3 separate regions of the Homo sapiens genome follow, and all the other regions are linked to region 2. A link is an interaction called in ENCODE POLR2A ChIA-PET data of the cell type or tissue named here. Cell type or tissue: A673. All regions are shown on one strand. Region 1 overlaps HIP1 (huntingtin interacting protein 1). Region 2 overlaps HIP1 (huntingtin interacting protein 1). Region 3 has its middle 8.6 kb from the start of CCL24.

The links. Peaks named below come from ENCODE experiments on the same cell type or tissue, not always from the same donor. Only the 100,000 strongest peaks of a DNase experiment are listed, where the experiment ranks them.
Region 1: POLR2A ChIA-PET joins it to region 2 with 5 read pairs; 5 of 35 experiments call an interaction of 5 or more read pairs at or near these places.
Region 3: POLR2A ChIA-PET joins it to region 2 with 5 read pairs; 3 of 35 experiments call an interaction of 5 or more read pairs at or near these places.

The regions. Positions count from the first base shown.
Region 1 is chr7:75,699,900-75,704,899 of GRCh38, reverse strand. The region is part of intron 1 of HIP1 (huntingtin interacting protein 1); the gene reads left to right. Among named protein-coding and RNA genes, the nearest start is that of HIP1, 37 kb to the left of the region's middle. In A673, no CTCF peak of the experiment used is centred here; no DNase peak of the experiment used is centred here.
Region 2 is chr7:75,635,988-75,640,987 of GRCh38, reverse strand. All of the region lies in intron 1 of HIP1 (huntingtin interacting protein 1), which reads left to right. Among named protein-coding and RNA genes, the nearest start is that of HIP1, 100 kb to the left of the region's middle. RefSeq lists enhancers at 1-676, 677-1,431 and a silencer at 1,521-1,620. In A673, no CTCF peak of the experiment used is centred here; DNase peaks (open chromatin) are centred at 1,497 and 2,047; H3K4me3 peaks cover 1,868 bases; H3K27ac peaks cover 1,290 bases.
Region 3 is chr7:75,819,930-75,824,929 of GRCh38, reverse strand. It overlaps a transcript of CCL24 not described here. Among named protein-coding and RNA genes, the nearest start is that of CCL24, 8.6 kb to the right of the region's middle. RefSeq lists an enhancer at 859-1,359. In A673, no CTCF peak of the experiment used is centred here; no DNase peak of the experiment used is centred here.

The sequences.
Region 1 (5,000 bases), 64 kb before region 2:
TGGAGAATTTGCATTATCCACATAGTTGGCCAGGTGCAGTGGCTCATGCCTGTAATCCCAGCACTTTGGGAGGCTGAGGCAGGCAGTTCACCTGAGGTCAGGAGTTCAAGACCAGCCTGGGCAACATGGTGAAAGCCCATCTCTACAGAAATACAAAAATTAGCCGGGCATGATGGCGGGTGCCTGTAATTCCAGCTACTGAGACGGGAGGATCGCTTGAACCTGGGAGGTGGAGGTTGCAGTGAGTCGAGATCAGGCCACTGTACTGCACTCCAGCCTGAGCAACAGAGTGAGACTCCGTCTCAAACAAACAAACAACAACAACAACAAGAAACAGTTGATTAAGCTGTTATGTAGGCTGGGTGCAGTGGCTCATGCCTGTAATCCCAGCACTTTGGGAGGCCAAGGCAGGCGGATCACCTGAGGTCAGGAGTTCGAGACCAGCCTGACCAACATGAAGAAACCCTATCTCTACTAAGAATACAAAATTAGCCAGGCGTGGTGCTGGGCGCCTGTAATCCCAGCTACTCGGGAGGCTGAGGCAGGAGAATCGCTTGAACCGGGAGGCGGAGGTTGCAGTGAACCGTGATCACGCCATTGCACTCCAGCCTGGGCAACAAGAGCGAAACTCTGTCTCAAAAATAAATAAATAAATAAATAAAACAAAATAAAATAAAAGGCTGTTATGTAAGAACTACCACTAGAACTGGTGTAAGACTATTTGTTTTGTCATTGTTGTCTGTGAGATCATCTTTGGTGGAGCTTATATTCTGTGGGGTCCTGCATGTGTCTTGACTTATGGAGGTATTTCTTGGGACAATTTTATGGTTGTCTCTGCTAAGTTCTTACCAGGTTCACTGGTTCCCAGGGCAGGGCTTCCATGCTGCATGAGTCTTGGGGGAACTTGGCACACCTATGCAGCCCAGGCCCGGGGCCCTGGCTTTTCCCTAGACTCTTCACCAAAGGCTTCGGGTCGGCAGCTCTGGCCAGGAGCTCAGTTCCAGACCCCTGAGGCACACACAGTCAGTGGTCTCAACTTTGGTCCTTTAGAGCTGATTTGTTTATCCCATAGCATGTGGCTTTGATTTGCAATTAGGAAGCCACTGGAAGGTTTTTAGTAGGATGTGAAATGATCGATCTACTTTATGTTTTGTTTTATTTTTAAAGACCTCTCCAGCTGCATTGTAGATGAATAGTATGGCCTTCTGGTACTTGGAGGTACTTCCAAGCTCATCTATATATTTGGCTTTTTTGTTTGTTTGTTTTGTGTGTGTTGTTTTGTTTTGTTTTTTTTTTTGAGACGGAGTTTCGCTCTTGTTGTCTCCGCCTCCCAGGTTCAAGCAATTCTCTTGCCTCAGCCTCCTGAGTAGCTGGGATTACAGGCATGTGCCACCACACCCAGCTGATTTTGTATTTTTAGTAGAGATAGGGTTTCTCCATGTTAGTCAGGCTGGTCTCGAACTCCCGACCTCGGGTGATCTGCCTGCCTCGGCTTCCCGAAGTGCTGGGATTACAGGCATGAACCACCGCACCTGGGCTTTTTTTTATTTTTGAGACGGAGTCTTGCTCTGTTGCCCAGGCTGGAGTGCAGTGGCATGATCTCGGCTCACTGCAACCTCCGCCTCCTGGGTTCAGGCTGTCCTCCCACCTCAGCCTCCCAAGTAGCTGGGATTACAAGCATGCACCACCATGTCTGGCTAATTTTTCTATTTTTAGTAGAGATGGGTTTCGCCATGTTGGCCAGGCTGGTCTTGACCCCTGACTTCAAGTGATCTACCTGCCTCGGCCTCCCAGTGTGTTCGGATTACAGGCGTGAGCCACCTCACCCGGCCCTTTATGTTAATAATATTTTTCAATTTTTTTCTCTACCAGAAGTCTTAATTCCCGCTACAGTTTGGATGTTTGACCTCCTTCAAACCTTATGTTGAAATCTGATCACCAGTGTTGGAGATGGGGGCCTAATGGGAGGTATTTTGCATCTTGGGGGCAGATACCTCATGAATAGGTTAATGCCATCCCTGCGGGGTGGGGATGAGTGAGTTGTTGTTCTATAAATTTCCTTGATAGCTGGCTGTTAAAAAGAACCTGGCACCTTCCCTCGCTCTGTTTGCTCCTCTCTCTCTTTTTTTTGTGAGGCAGGATGAGTCTCACTCTGGCGCCCAGGCTGGAGTGCAGTGTCTTTCCTCCTTCTCTGTAACCATGGGATCCATATGAACACCAGGTCCCCTTCCCCTTCAGCCATGAGCGGAAGCAAGCCTGAGATCCTTTCAGAGGCAGATGCAGGCACCATGCTTCTTGTGCAACCTGCAGTGCCATAAGCCAAATAAACCACTTTTCTTTATAAATTACCCAGCCTTGCCAGGCACAGTGGCTCATGCCTGTAATCCCAGCACTTTGGGAGGCCAAGGCAGGTGGATCACTTGAGTTCAGGAGTTCAAGGCCAGCCTGGCCAACGTGGTGAAACCCTGTCTCTACTAAAAATACAAAAATTAGGCCGGGTGCGGTGGCTCACGCCTGTAATCCCAGCAATTTGGGAGGCCGAGGCAGGCAGATCATGGGGTCAGGAGTTCAAGACCAGCCTGGCCAACATGGTGAAACCCCATTTCTACAAAAATACAAAAATTTGCCAGATGTGGTGGTGCGTGTCTGTAATCCCAGCTACTCGGGAGGCTGAGGCAGGAGAATCGCTTGAACTCCGAAGGCAGAGGTTGCAGTGAGCCAAGATCGTGCCATTGCATTCCAGCCTGGGCAATAGAGTGAGACTCCATCTCAAAAAAAAAAAAGAAAGAAAAAAATACAAAAATTAGCTGGGTATGGTGGCAGGCACCTGTAGTCCCAGCTACTTGGGAGGGTGAGACAGGAGAATCGCTTGAACCCGGGAGGCAGAGGTGGCAGTGAGCCAAGATCACACCACTGCACTCCAGCCTGGGCGACAGAGCGAGACTCTGTCCAAAAAATATATAAATAATAAATAAATAAATAATAAAGTGAGGACAGCCATACCTGGCAGAGTTTAGGATTTTCTGTGTCCTGTTGTTATTGTTGTTGCAATAGGGTCTCACTTTGTCACCCAGCCAGGAGTGCAGTGGTGTGATCATAGCTCACTGCAGCCTCAACCTCCTGGGCTCAAACAGTCCTCCCACCTCAACCTCCTGATTAGCTAGGACTACAGGTGTGCACCACCAGGCCAAGCTAATTCTTTAATTATTTTTAGTAGAGACAGAGTCTTGCTCTGTTGCCCAGTCTGATCTCAAACTCCTGGCCTCAAGTGATCCTCCTGTCTTAGCCTCCTGAGTAGCTGGGACTACAGGCATGCTCCACCATGCCCAGCTTAATTTAAAAAACATTTTTTAAAATAGATATGGGTCTCACTATGTTGCCCAGGTCAGTTTTGAACTCCTGGCTTCAAGTGATCCTCCTGCCTCAGCCTCCCAAAGTGCTGGGATTACAGGCCTGAGTCACCAGACTGGCATTTGGTAGTGTTTTTGTTTGTTTGTTTTGTTTTTGAGACAGAGTCTTGCTCTGTTGCCCAGGCTGGAGTGCAGTGGCAGGATCTCAGCTCACTGCAACCTCTGCCTCCGAGGTTCAAGCGATTCTCCTGCCTCAGCCGTTAAGGTGGCTGAGATTAAAGGTGGGCATCACCACACTTGGCTAAATTTTGTATTTTTGGTAGAGACAGGGTTTCATCATGTTGGCCAGGCTGGTCTGGAACTCCTGACCTCAAGTGATCTGCCCAACTCAGCCTTCCAAAGTGCCAGGATTACAGGTAGCATGTGCCACTGTGCCTGACCTTGGTAGCATTTTTATGAGAATGAAATGTGAATATTCTCATCCCATCCGGAGAGGCTACAGCAGTCATTCTTGTTTAGGGGTTAAAAGTTTTCACCGGGTCAGGGGCCGGGTGTGGTGGCTCACGCCTGTAGTCCCAGCACTTTAGGAGGCCGAGACGGGCGGATCACGAGGTCAGGAGATCGAGACCATCCTGGCTAACACGGTGAAACCCCGTCTCTACTAAAAATACAAAAAATTAGCCGGGTGTGGTGGCGGGTGCCTGTAGTCCCAGCTACTCAAGAGGCTGAGGCAGGAGAATGGCGTGAACCCGGGAGGCGGAGTTTGCAGTGAGCCGAGATCGCGCCACTGCACTCCAGCCTGGGCGACAGAGCAAGACTCCGTCTCAAAAAAAAAAAAAAGTGTTCACCTGGTCACTGTAACCCCAGGAGACGTTTCTGTCCCCTTCTCGTTGGTTTTCCTCAGGTGTTGTCTTTTGTCTCTGCCGTGGCTGTGTTTTGAGTGACTGTAGATGGTAAGCTCCATGTCAGTTAACCAGCAAATATGTTTTTCAGGACTCACTGTAAGTACCAGGTGTGAAAAAACAGATCCCACCCTCATGGAGACTCTGCTTGGTCCCTTGAGGACAGGAGACCTGTCATCTTCTTCTGCTTTCTCTGCAAAGGCCCATCAGGGTTCTGGGTGAGCAGGTTAGCTGGAATGTCAGTCTGCCCTCAACAGTGCCCTTCATGCCACAGAAAAGGTTTCCCAAGTGCCTACAGGGCCAGGCGCCACAAGTCAGGGCTGAACCTGGCTTGATTGCTGGGTTCGAGTTGCTCTTGGACCCCAGGAAGAGCTGACGGGCTCATGGTCACCGCAGTCACTTTCATAACCACAGTAGCAGAGGATGTGAAAAGGGTGGGATGAGCCCAGGAAGCCAGCATGAACTGTCTCAAGCTGTTTATTCAAGAACTCGGTGCCGGCCAGGCACGGTGGCTCATGCTTGTAATCCCAACACTTTGAGAGGCCGATGCGGGCGGATCACTTGAGGCCAGGAGTTCGAGACCAGCCTGGCCAGCATGGCAAAACCCTATCTCTACTAAAAATACAAATATTAGCCAGGTGTAGTGGTGCGCACCTGTAATCCCAGCTACTAGGGAAGCTGAGGCAGGAGGATCGCTTGAGCCTGGGAGGTGGAGGTTGCAGTGAGCCGAGATTGTGCCACTGCACTC
Region 2 (5,000 bases):
AGGAGGCAGGCAGATAGAGTCCCAATTTCATCGATAAGAACTCAGCTTTGACAGGAAGGGGCTGTGATAGGGCAAGCCCAGCAGGTCCTGGGGCCATGATAGGAGATGCCTTCTCCTCAGGGCCCCTTCATGTGGGTCCCTTCATGTGGGTGCAGAGGTCGGCCTCGCAGCTGTTCTGGATCCCATCACCTGTTCATTATTTATTATTATTATTATTATTATTATTATTATTATTGAGATGGAGTCTCCTTCTGTCATCCAGGCTGGAGCACAGTGGTGTGATCTTGGCTCATTGCAACCTCTGCCTCCCAGGTTCAAGCGATTCTCCTGCCTCAGCCTCCCGAGTAGCTGGGATTATAGGCGCACACCACCCCACCCGGCTAATTTTTGTATTTTTAGTAGAGACGGGAGTTTCGTCATTTTGGCCAGGCTGGTCTTGAACTCCTGGCCTCAAGCAATCTGCCTGCCTCAGCCTCCCAAAGTGCTGGGATTACAGGCCTAAAGTGCTGGGATTACAGGCGTGAGCCCGCCGGGAGCCAGGCCCACCTGTTCATTATTTTAAAAGCCCTAACTTCATGGTTGCCCCGTGGCAGCATGGGAAGCCCTTCTGGGCTTGGGCTGGATGGTCCTTACTGAAGTCTGCCCTGCTCCCCAGTCCCTGCCGGGTGTGTGACCTGGGGCACCTCCCTCTCCCTCTCTGGATCTCAGTTTCCTCTCCGTATAAAGTGGGGTTGATCTAGGTGGACTCTCAGGTCCCTGCTGCATCCAAAACTTTACTGCCATCTGATTTTGGGGGGACAGACTGTGTTGAAACTATAGGCTTGAATGGCCAGGCTTTTTCCGGAGAACTTGCCCCAAAGGAGCATTTGCCAGGAGACCTTTTGAGGCCACCAGCTGTGTCTACTGCAGAGGGGAATGTCTGCCTTGCATTTCGGCATCGAATAAGGAAAGGGACATCGGGATTCTGGCTTGAGAGAAAGGAGCTCCCAGCTCAGGGCAGACATCATTTAGGAACCACGGAGCCAATTTCCCTCACTCCAGGAAGGGCTGGCTGTGGCTCACGTGGGAGGGGGACGCTCAGAGCCTTCCTGGGGATACCTGTTCCACTTCCTCCCAATTGCCCATCTGTTTGGAGACCCCAGTCTCATTCGGGAGGCCCCTCCAGATTAGCCGCAGGAGGCAAACAACTGGCCGTGAATTCCCCCTTTGTCCAGGGAAGCCAAGTGGGGAGGGGCCGAGCGGACCCCCTGCCCCCACTGGAATGTCGGCCTCCTGCGCCCCCCATCTGTCCCTCCTTTTTCACCACCTCCCCTGCTCACTTCCTGAGTCCCACTGATCCCACCACCAAAACACACGCATGCATGCACACGCACGCCTGCACACACACGCGGGCGCACACACACACACACACACACACACACACACGCTTCCTGGCGGGCCGGCGGCCTCTCGCTCCGGGATCGGCGATCCCCGCCACCGGGAACTCTGGGGAGAAGCCACCTTTTGTTATTCAAATCACATCCTCGCCGTGCGAGCCCGGGGGCCGCGGGATCTGGCCCGGGAACCCGCCTCCCGGTCTCCCCTCGCGCCCCCGCCAGCTGATTCCGGGATTTCCCGGTCCCCGGGGGCTCGGGCGCGCCGGTCTCTGCCGGCGGGGCCGCGCCTCCCCCGCCCCCGGCGCGCGCTGCGGCTCCGCGCCCGCCCCCCTCCCCCTCCCCCTCGCCGCCTCCCCTCCCCCTCCCCTTCCTTTCTCCGGTCCAGCCTTGGTGCCGCCGCCGCCGCCGCCGCCTGCCCCGGTCCGCGGGGGCCCTGCCGGCCGCCCTCCCCGCAGCATGGCACCCTCGGGGCGCGATTAGCCGGGAGCAGCTTTGGGGGAAGCGGGATCTCCAGGGGTGGGGGGGTGCCCCGCAGCCTCGGTCATGGATGTGAGCAAGATGGTAAGTGTGAGCAGGGGCTTTGCCCCGAGCCCCCTCCCCACACCCCCAGCCCTGGCGCCCTCCCTTCTCCCCCTCCTAGCCGGCGCGATCCATTGAAAGTTTCTGGATTGTTGATCCTGCCTGTTGGCCCCAACTCCAGGCGTGCCGGAGGAGGGAGCCGGGCCAGGATTCTGGAGGCGGCTGGCCGGCCGGGATGGGCTCTGGCTTTCCCGCCGCGCCGCCGCCGGGCTGCCCGGGAGATCGCGCTGGACTCCAGGGACTGGGCTGCGGGGCTCGCCGCCCACCTCGGGAGACCTGCCGGACGGGAGGGAGGGCAGCGCCGCCGGAAGGGGCTTGTACCGTGCCCTCCGGAGCCCCCTGCCCGCACACCTACAGGAGATCGATGGAAGATGTGTGGGGCTGAGCCCGTGGGCAGGGAGGCACAGGTGGCGCTGGGAGGACAGTGAGAAGCCAGGTTTCAACCATCCTAGGAGGTGAGGGGGCAGGAATGGAGCCCTTGGCAGAGACGGGGAAGGTTCTAGGTTGGCCACTTGGGAACCCCAGCTTCAGTGGGCCTGAGGTGCAGCCAACACCTTCGCCTCCTAAGCATGACTCCGCCTTTCCTTTAGAAATGGGCTCCTCTGGAGGGGTCTGTGCCCTCCCCCAGAGAAGCCCTCCACCCCCACCTCCACCGCGAATACAGTAGGATCTTGAAGAAATCATTGCTTATTGATTGAGACCAAGGAGCAGCCTTCAGCCGGTACCAGGATGTGATTTGGGGGATTCTGATGGGAGGGGGGTTCGCAGGGAGCACCTGGAGGCCCGGAAACTGCAGGTTTTCCCAGGGGTCTTGATTGGCTGTCACTCTGAATGGAGATTTAAGGGTGCCCTTGCCATCTCAATCACCCTGACCCCGAGTTTAGACCAGGGTACTGTCCCTACCGTCCAGCCTTGCAACCCTCAAGGGCCTGTGTGTCAGGCGGGTCTTGGGAGGGGGGAGGCAATCAGGGCTTTCGAGGAAAGGAGCTGTCGTGGGCTGTGTGTGTGTGTGTGTGTGTGTGTGTGTATGTGTGTGTGTGGGGGGGGGGGGGGGGTCTGGGTCTGCCCTTGCCATAGAGATGAGGAGGTACTAGAATTTGAGTTTATCTTGTTCAGAATTATATTACTTTTCCCCAGAGGGTGCCCTTTCGAGGCAACCAAGGGAGGTTGGTTCTCTGCCCGGCCCTGGCCTTTGGCACTCTGTCTTGGCTAGGAGACAATGGGATGGGGGCTGATGACAGGGGAGAGTCCTATTCTATGGCCTGCATCAGTCTCAGACTGACTGAGCATTGCCCCTGGGGTTGGGGGCTGCTTGAGGGGCTTCATGTCTTTATTTGGGTTCCTATCTTTATTTGGAGAGAAATACCTGTTCATGGTTGGGCAGTGAGTGCCCAGAGGTTGGACCAGCATTCCTTGTCTGTCTGCCATGAAATCTCGCTTTCTTTGGGCATGTATTAGAACTCCCTCTCAAAAAAAAAAAAAAAAAAAAAAAAAAATCCTCTCTGCAGCTATGGGGGTGGAGATGTAGAAAACTAAGCAGTAGTTCTTTCCTAGAGGTGTCTGAGCAAGACCAGAAGACTCATCTGTCTGGGCTATGATTAGGAGGTTGAGGGATCTGAAGCTTCGAAACTCTACTTTAGTCCAATGGCCACTAAACCGAATCACCCTTGAGCATCCTCCCAGCCCTGCACCCAGGTTCCCTGCAAAGCTTGGCCTGCAAGGACAAGCTTATAGGACTCAGGGACCTCTGTCCATCCATCCCTCATTAATCAACAGCATTTATTTAATTCTCATAATTTCTATAGCAAGTGCTGGGTAAAGAACACAAAGAAACATCATCGAAGGCCTCCCTCCCTGCTTCTCAAGGCCCTTAGCATGAAAGTGAAGGATCCAGAGAGATACAGGCCGACTCAACAGTTAGCTATCAATACAGGCCTGGATCAGAAGGCCAAAGCTTTGAGGACCATGGGGGTCTGAGAAGGGACTGGAGTGCAGAGTTCAGAAGGAAGACCAAGACCTCAGTTGGCCCTTGGAGGTTGGGTGGGGTAGGCATTGCCTGTTGGGAGAATCGCAGGAAGAGGATGGGCAGAGTCCATTGGGTGAGGCTGAAGACATTTGGCTGGTACAGAGGTTTGAAATCAGGAAACATCGAGATGGTTGTTTGGGGCCAGACCAGCAAGTCCCTGAATGCCAACCAAGGCATTCTGACCCTGGCCCGTAAGCACTGGGAAACCTCTGGAGAATTCTGAGCCCTGGGGAGGTGCATCTATTGCCTCTTTCCTCTTTTAGCTTGGGGTCCAAACAAAAGTGATATTAGATTCTCATTAATCATTGAGCAGCCAAGCGCCCAATCCAGAAACAATCGTCTGCAGCTCTTTGTAAAGAGCACAGACCTGTGCCTGTGTAGCAAGGAGAACCTTACCCACCCTGGGGAATTGGTGTCTGCTTTTCATTCCTGCAAGAGGCCAAAAGTACTTTCTGTTCTGGCCATTAAATTCCCATCTCTGGTTTGAAGTCCTCGCTCTGGGGGCCTTTGGCTGCAGGCTTGACCTCAAACGCAGCCTTTCAGGAACATCCTTGACAGAGTCCAATGTCAGCCTTGGAGGTTTCTCCTGCTTACGCAGAGTGAGGAAAAGCAGATTATAGTTTACCTGATTCTGCGTGATTTTTTTTTTTTTTTTTGAGACAGAGTCTCGCTGTGTCACTCAGGCTGGAGTGCAGTGGTGCAGTCTCGGCTCACTGCACCCTCTGCCTCGCGGGTTCAGGCGATTCTCGTGCCTCAGCTTCCCTAGTAGCTGGGACTACAGGCGCGCGCCCCCAGCACTACCATGCCCAGCTAATTTTTGTATTTTTAGTAGAGACAGAGTTTCACCATGTTGGCCAGGCTGGTCTCAAACTCCTGGGCCCAAGCAATCCACCCACCTCAGCCTCCCAAAGTGCTAGAATTACAGGCGTGAGCCACCACACCTGGCCTCTGCATGATTTTTTTTTTTTTTTTTTTTTTTTTTGAGACAGGGTCTTGTTCTGTTGCCCAGGCTGGAGTGC
Region 3 (5,000 bases), 180 kb before region 2:
GCACCTGGTTATTTTTTATTTTTTTATTTTTATTTTTTAGATGGAGTCTCTTTCTGTCACCCAGGTTGGAGTGCAGTGGTGCGATCCCAGCTCACTGCAACCTCTGCCTCCCGCGTTCAAGCAATTATCCTGCCTCAGCCTCCTGAGTAGCTGAGATTACAGGTGCCCACCACTACACCCGGCTAATTTTTGTATTTTCATTAGAGATGGGGTTTCACCGTGTTGGCCAGGCTGGTCTCGTACTCTGGTTCACACTTGTAATCTCAGCACTTTGGGAGGCCAAGGCGGGCGGATCGCTTGGGGTCAGGAGTGCACCTGGCTAATTTTAAACATTTTTTGTAGAGACGTGGTCTTACCATGTTGCTCAGGCTGGCCTTGAACTTCTGGGCTCAAGTGACCCTCCCAAAGTGCTGAGATTACAGGCATGAACCACTATACTTGGGCTCTAATTATTTCTGTGTTGGTTTTTCCAGTGGACTCTGAGATCTTATAACATGAAGTCTGAAACACGTCCTTCACTGGATCCCAGAATGCCTTGGCCGAATGGAGCTCCCTCATCTGAGACTTCAATTTCCTACCTGGAGATCTGCCACAGGGTGCTTGCTTACCTCCCTTGGTGGGGCTCTCACTGTCATCCAAGGTGATCAGATCTGTCTCTGGACAGCTTTACCTGCTTCCTTCTCCTTAGGCCTTTAACATCTAAGAGGCAGCTGTGACACAGATGTACAAAAAGATCCTCTCAGCTGGGCATGGTGGCTCACACATGTAATCCCAGCACTTTGGGAGGCCAAGGCAGGTGGATCACCTGTGGTCGGGAGTTTTGAGATCACCCTGGCCAACATGGTGAAACCCCATCTCTAGTAAATATGCAAAAAATTAGCTGGGCATGATGGTGGGTGCCTGTAATCCCAGTTACTCAGGAGGCTGAGGCAGGAGAATCGCTTGAACCTGGGAGGCAGAGGTTGCAGTGAGCCGAGATTGCACCACTGCACTCCAGCCTGGGCAACAGAGCAAGACTCTGTCTCCCTTCCCTCTGCACCCACCCCCCACCAGAAAAAAAGAAAAAAAAGATCCTCTTGGCCTCTTTGATCTGCAGCATCCCCGTTTACCATCCATGCTAGGCTGGCTGGTTGGCAGTGCCCTGGGCTTCAGCTGCTATATGTGCCTCCTGTTCCCGTCCCTGTTGAGCTGTTGAAAGCCCTCCCATCTGGAGATGAAAGGGTAAGGCACTCCATAGCTGCCACCTGTTTTCCTCCCCAGCCCCGTCTGGGACCACACCCTTTCCAGGGCAGAAGTCTGTCCGTGTGGACAGAAGTCTGTCTGACAATGGGCTCACTGTGCTCTTCTGATGGGGACCACCACCCACCCTGCACATGGGCCCCCATCAGGGCCTGCCTGTTGCCACAAAGCCAACCTCTCAGAAGTCCTTGTAAACCTTGGACTCCTGAATTTCCCAGCCAAGCCAGGCGAGATGCAGGGGAGGCGCCCTTCCCTCCCCAGGTGCCCCTCCTCTCGTCCCATTCTTCCTGCCATCCCAGATCTGGTGAGTCAGAGGAAATCATTTCTGCTCTGCACTTGGCACCAAGGCTGTCACCCTGTTACCTCCGGGTAAGTGGCTCCCCTGTGCCCAGTATTCTGGGACTTTGTGTGTGTGTGTTTGGTATCGAGGAAGCAGGATATCCCAGGAAGCAGTGACACCCCCAGTCTGCATGCCTGAGTCTAGCCCCTTGCACTCCCCACCACAGTGCCCATTCATCCTGGCACCCCACTGCCCTCTCCCCCCTGCATCACACCCCAGATGTCTACCCGCTTCCTTTAGGAGGCTGGGACAAGAATGCAAGAAAGAATTGATGGAGGCTGTGCAAAGCTGGTGGCCGTGAGAGTCTAAAGTAAGGGGTGGATCGGAGAGCAGCTCGGAAAGTGAACTCGGTGTGGTGGCATTGGTGCCACTCAGCGGAGCATGCTGCCTGGCACCATGACAAGGGCATAGGTTCCTTCCCAGGAAGATGTAGGACGAGTTCTGCCCCATCGTGGCTTAGGAGTCTTGAGCAAGTCATTTAACTCTCTAAACCTCAGTTTTCTTTTCTTTTTTTTCTTTTTGGAGATTGAGTCTTGCTCTGTCACCCAGGCTGAAGTGCAGTGGCACAATCTCGGCTCACTGCAACCTCCGCCTCCTGGATTCAAGCAATTCTCATGCCTCAACCTCCTGAGTAGCTGGGATTACAGGCACCTGCCACCACGCCTGGCTAAATTTTGTATTTTTAGTAGAGATGGGTTTCACCATGTTGGCCAGGCTGGTCTCGAACTGACCCCTGGTGATCCACCGCCTAGGCCACCCAAAGTGCTGGGATCACAGGCGTGAGTCACCATGCCCAGCCTGAACCTCAGTTTCCTTACTGGTGACATGGGGACAATAAGAGGATAAGATGAGTTCAGAGGAGCCATGTAGGGCTTTAGGGGAACAGCTGAAGGGATGCTGGTCTGGTGGCGTTTCATGGAGTCCCTCACTGAAGCTTGAGGCCTACTCCCTCCACCATCCTGGGAGGTGCACAGTCACACACCCATCTTTTAGTAAATGAATTAAGCTTCACAGAGGCTAAACACCTTGCCTGGGCCACCAAGTGAGCATATGGTTGGGACGAGGCTCAAACCCAGGAGTGTCTACCTCTAGGGCCATGCCCTCCCCATGGTACTACACTGTGTCTTGAGCTGGGTGGGGCAGTTGAGGCTGTCTAATCTCCCTGGGCTTCCAGTTCCCAGCCACAAAGTGTCGGGACAGGTGAGACTCCAAAGGTTCTTCTTGTTCTGATTTTTTTTCTTTTTTTTTTGAGATGGAGTCTGGCTCTGTCACCCAGGCTAGAGTGCAATGGTGCGATCTTGGCTCACCGCAATCTCTGCCTCCCGGGTTTAAGCTATTCTCCTGCCTCAGCCTCCGGAGTAGCTGGGATTACAGGCTTGTGCCACCACACCTGGCTAATTTTGTTTTCTTTTTTTTTTTTTTTGAGACGGAGTCTCGCTCTGTCGCCCAGGCTGGAGTGCAGTGGCGGGATCTCGGCTCACTGCAAGCTCCGCCTCCCGGGTTCACGCCATTCTCCTGCCTCAGCCTCCCAAGTAGCTGGGACTACAGGCGCCCGCCACTACGCCCGGCTAATTTTTTGTATTTTTAGTAGAGACGGGGTTTCTCCATGTTGATCAGGCTGGTCTCAAACTCCTGACCTCAGGTGATCCACCCGCCTTGGCCTCCCAAAGTGTTGGGATTACAGCCTTGAGCCCCTCCCTTGTTCTGATAATTTATTGGACATCCAGACCTCTCCCTACCTGCCCTGCCTGCCTCGGGCATCTACCAGAACCCCTGGAAGCCCCACAGCCCCTGCAGACTGTTTTTATCCATGAATGGTCCCCCCAACACATGCACTCAAGTTTGAAACCCAAGTGTTATCCTAGACAATCCTTCCTTTTCCTCAACCATATGGCATCAGAGCTCAGCAAATGGAATCCTGAGTAATCCTCAAATCCATCCTCTTTTTTCCATCCTAACTTCCTCCACCTCTCCATCCTAGATTCCCTACCACAGGCTTCCCACCAGTTCTGCCACATGACTTACTGCAGCCAGAGTGATTTCTTTAAGGCTCCAACCTGGCCAAGTCACCCCTCTGCTTTGACTTCATCTCTGTGGCTTCCAGGGCTTGAAATACCCTTCTCTGCCCAGTTTCCTCCCTGTCAAGCCCAACTCCCCTTGGTCAGCCTAACTCAGCACAAGGGGCACCTCCTTCAGGAAGTTTTCTATGACTTCTGCTCTCCACTGTGGCCTCGGTAGACCTCCTCCATCTGGACACTTATCACCTGTGTCATAATTGCCTCTGTCTCTCAAGGCTAGTGTGAGAGTTCCCCAAGGCAACACCTGTATATAGTTTTTCTTGGTATGCCTGGGATGGGGCACCTGGTATATAGCAGGGTTCGATGAGGGATGGATGGATGGATGGATGGATGGATGGATGGATGGATGAATTGATGGATAGATGGATGGATTAATGAATGGATGGATGGATAGATGAGTGGATGGATAGATAGATGGGTGGAGGGATGGATGGATGGATGGATGGATGGATGGATTAGTGAATGGATGGATGGATAGATGAGTAGATGGGTGGGTGAATGGATGGATGGGTGGAGGGGTGGATGCATGGGTGGGTAGGTGGATGGGTGGATGGGTAGATGGATGAAGGGTGGATGGATGAATAAGTGGATGGATGGATGGATGATGGATAGATGGGTGGATGAGTGGGTAGATGGGTGGGTGGGTGGGTGGATGGATGGATGGATGGATGAGTGAGTAGATGAATTAATGGGTAGGTGGATGGATGGATACCTGAAACACCTCCCTTGGGGCTGAGTTCCTCTAGCTTAAGGGTCTGGTTCCTGCTAGATGGTGAAGACTTGCATGTGCACTGCCAGGCGAGGTGGCTCATGCCTGTTATCCCAGCACTTTGGGAGGCCAAGGCTGGCAGATCACCTGAGGCCAGGAGTTCGAGACCAGTCTGGCCAACATGGTGGAACCCCGCCTCCACTAAAAGTACAAAAAAATTAGCTGGGTGTGGTGGCGTGCGCCTGTAATCCCAGCTACTCGGGAGGCAGAGGCAGGAGAATTGCCTGAACCAGGGAGTTGGAGGTTGCAGTGAGCCGAGATTGTGCTGTTGCCTGGACGACAAAGCAAGATTCCATCTCAAAAAAAGAAGGAGAAGGAGAAGGAGAAGGAGAAGGAGAAGGAGAAGGAGAAGGAGGAGGAGGAGGAGGAGGAGAAGAAGAAGAAGAAGAAGAAGAAGGAAGAAGAAGAAGAAGAGGAAGAAGAAGAAGAAGAAGAAGAAGAAGAAGAAGAAGAAGAAGAAGAAGAAGAAGAAGAAGAAGAAGAAGTAGTTTACTAAAAGCCCTTACATCCGTAACTTTCTAGGATTCTAGAATCACATGAGATCATGGGTAAAAAGTGGCCTCATCCTCCCCGC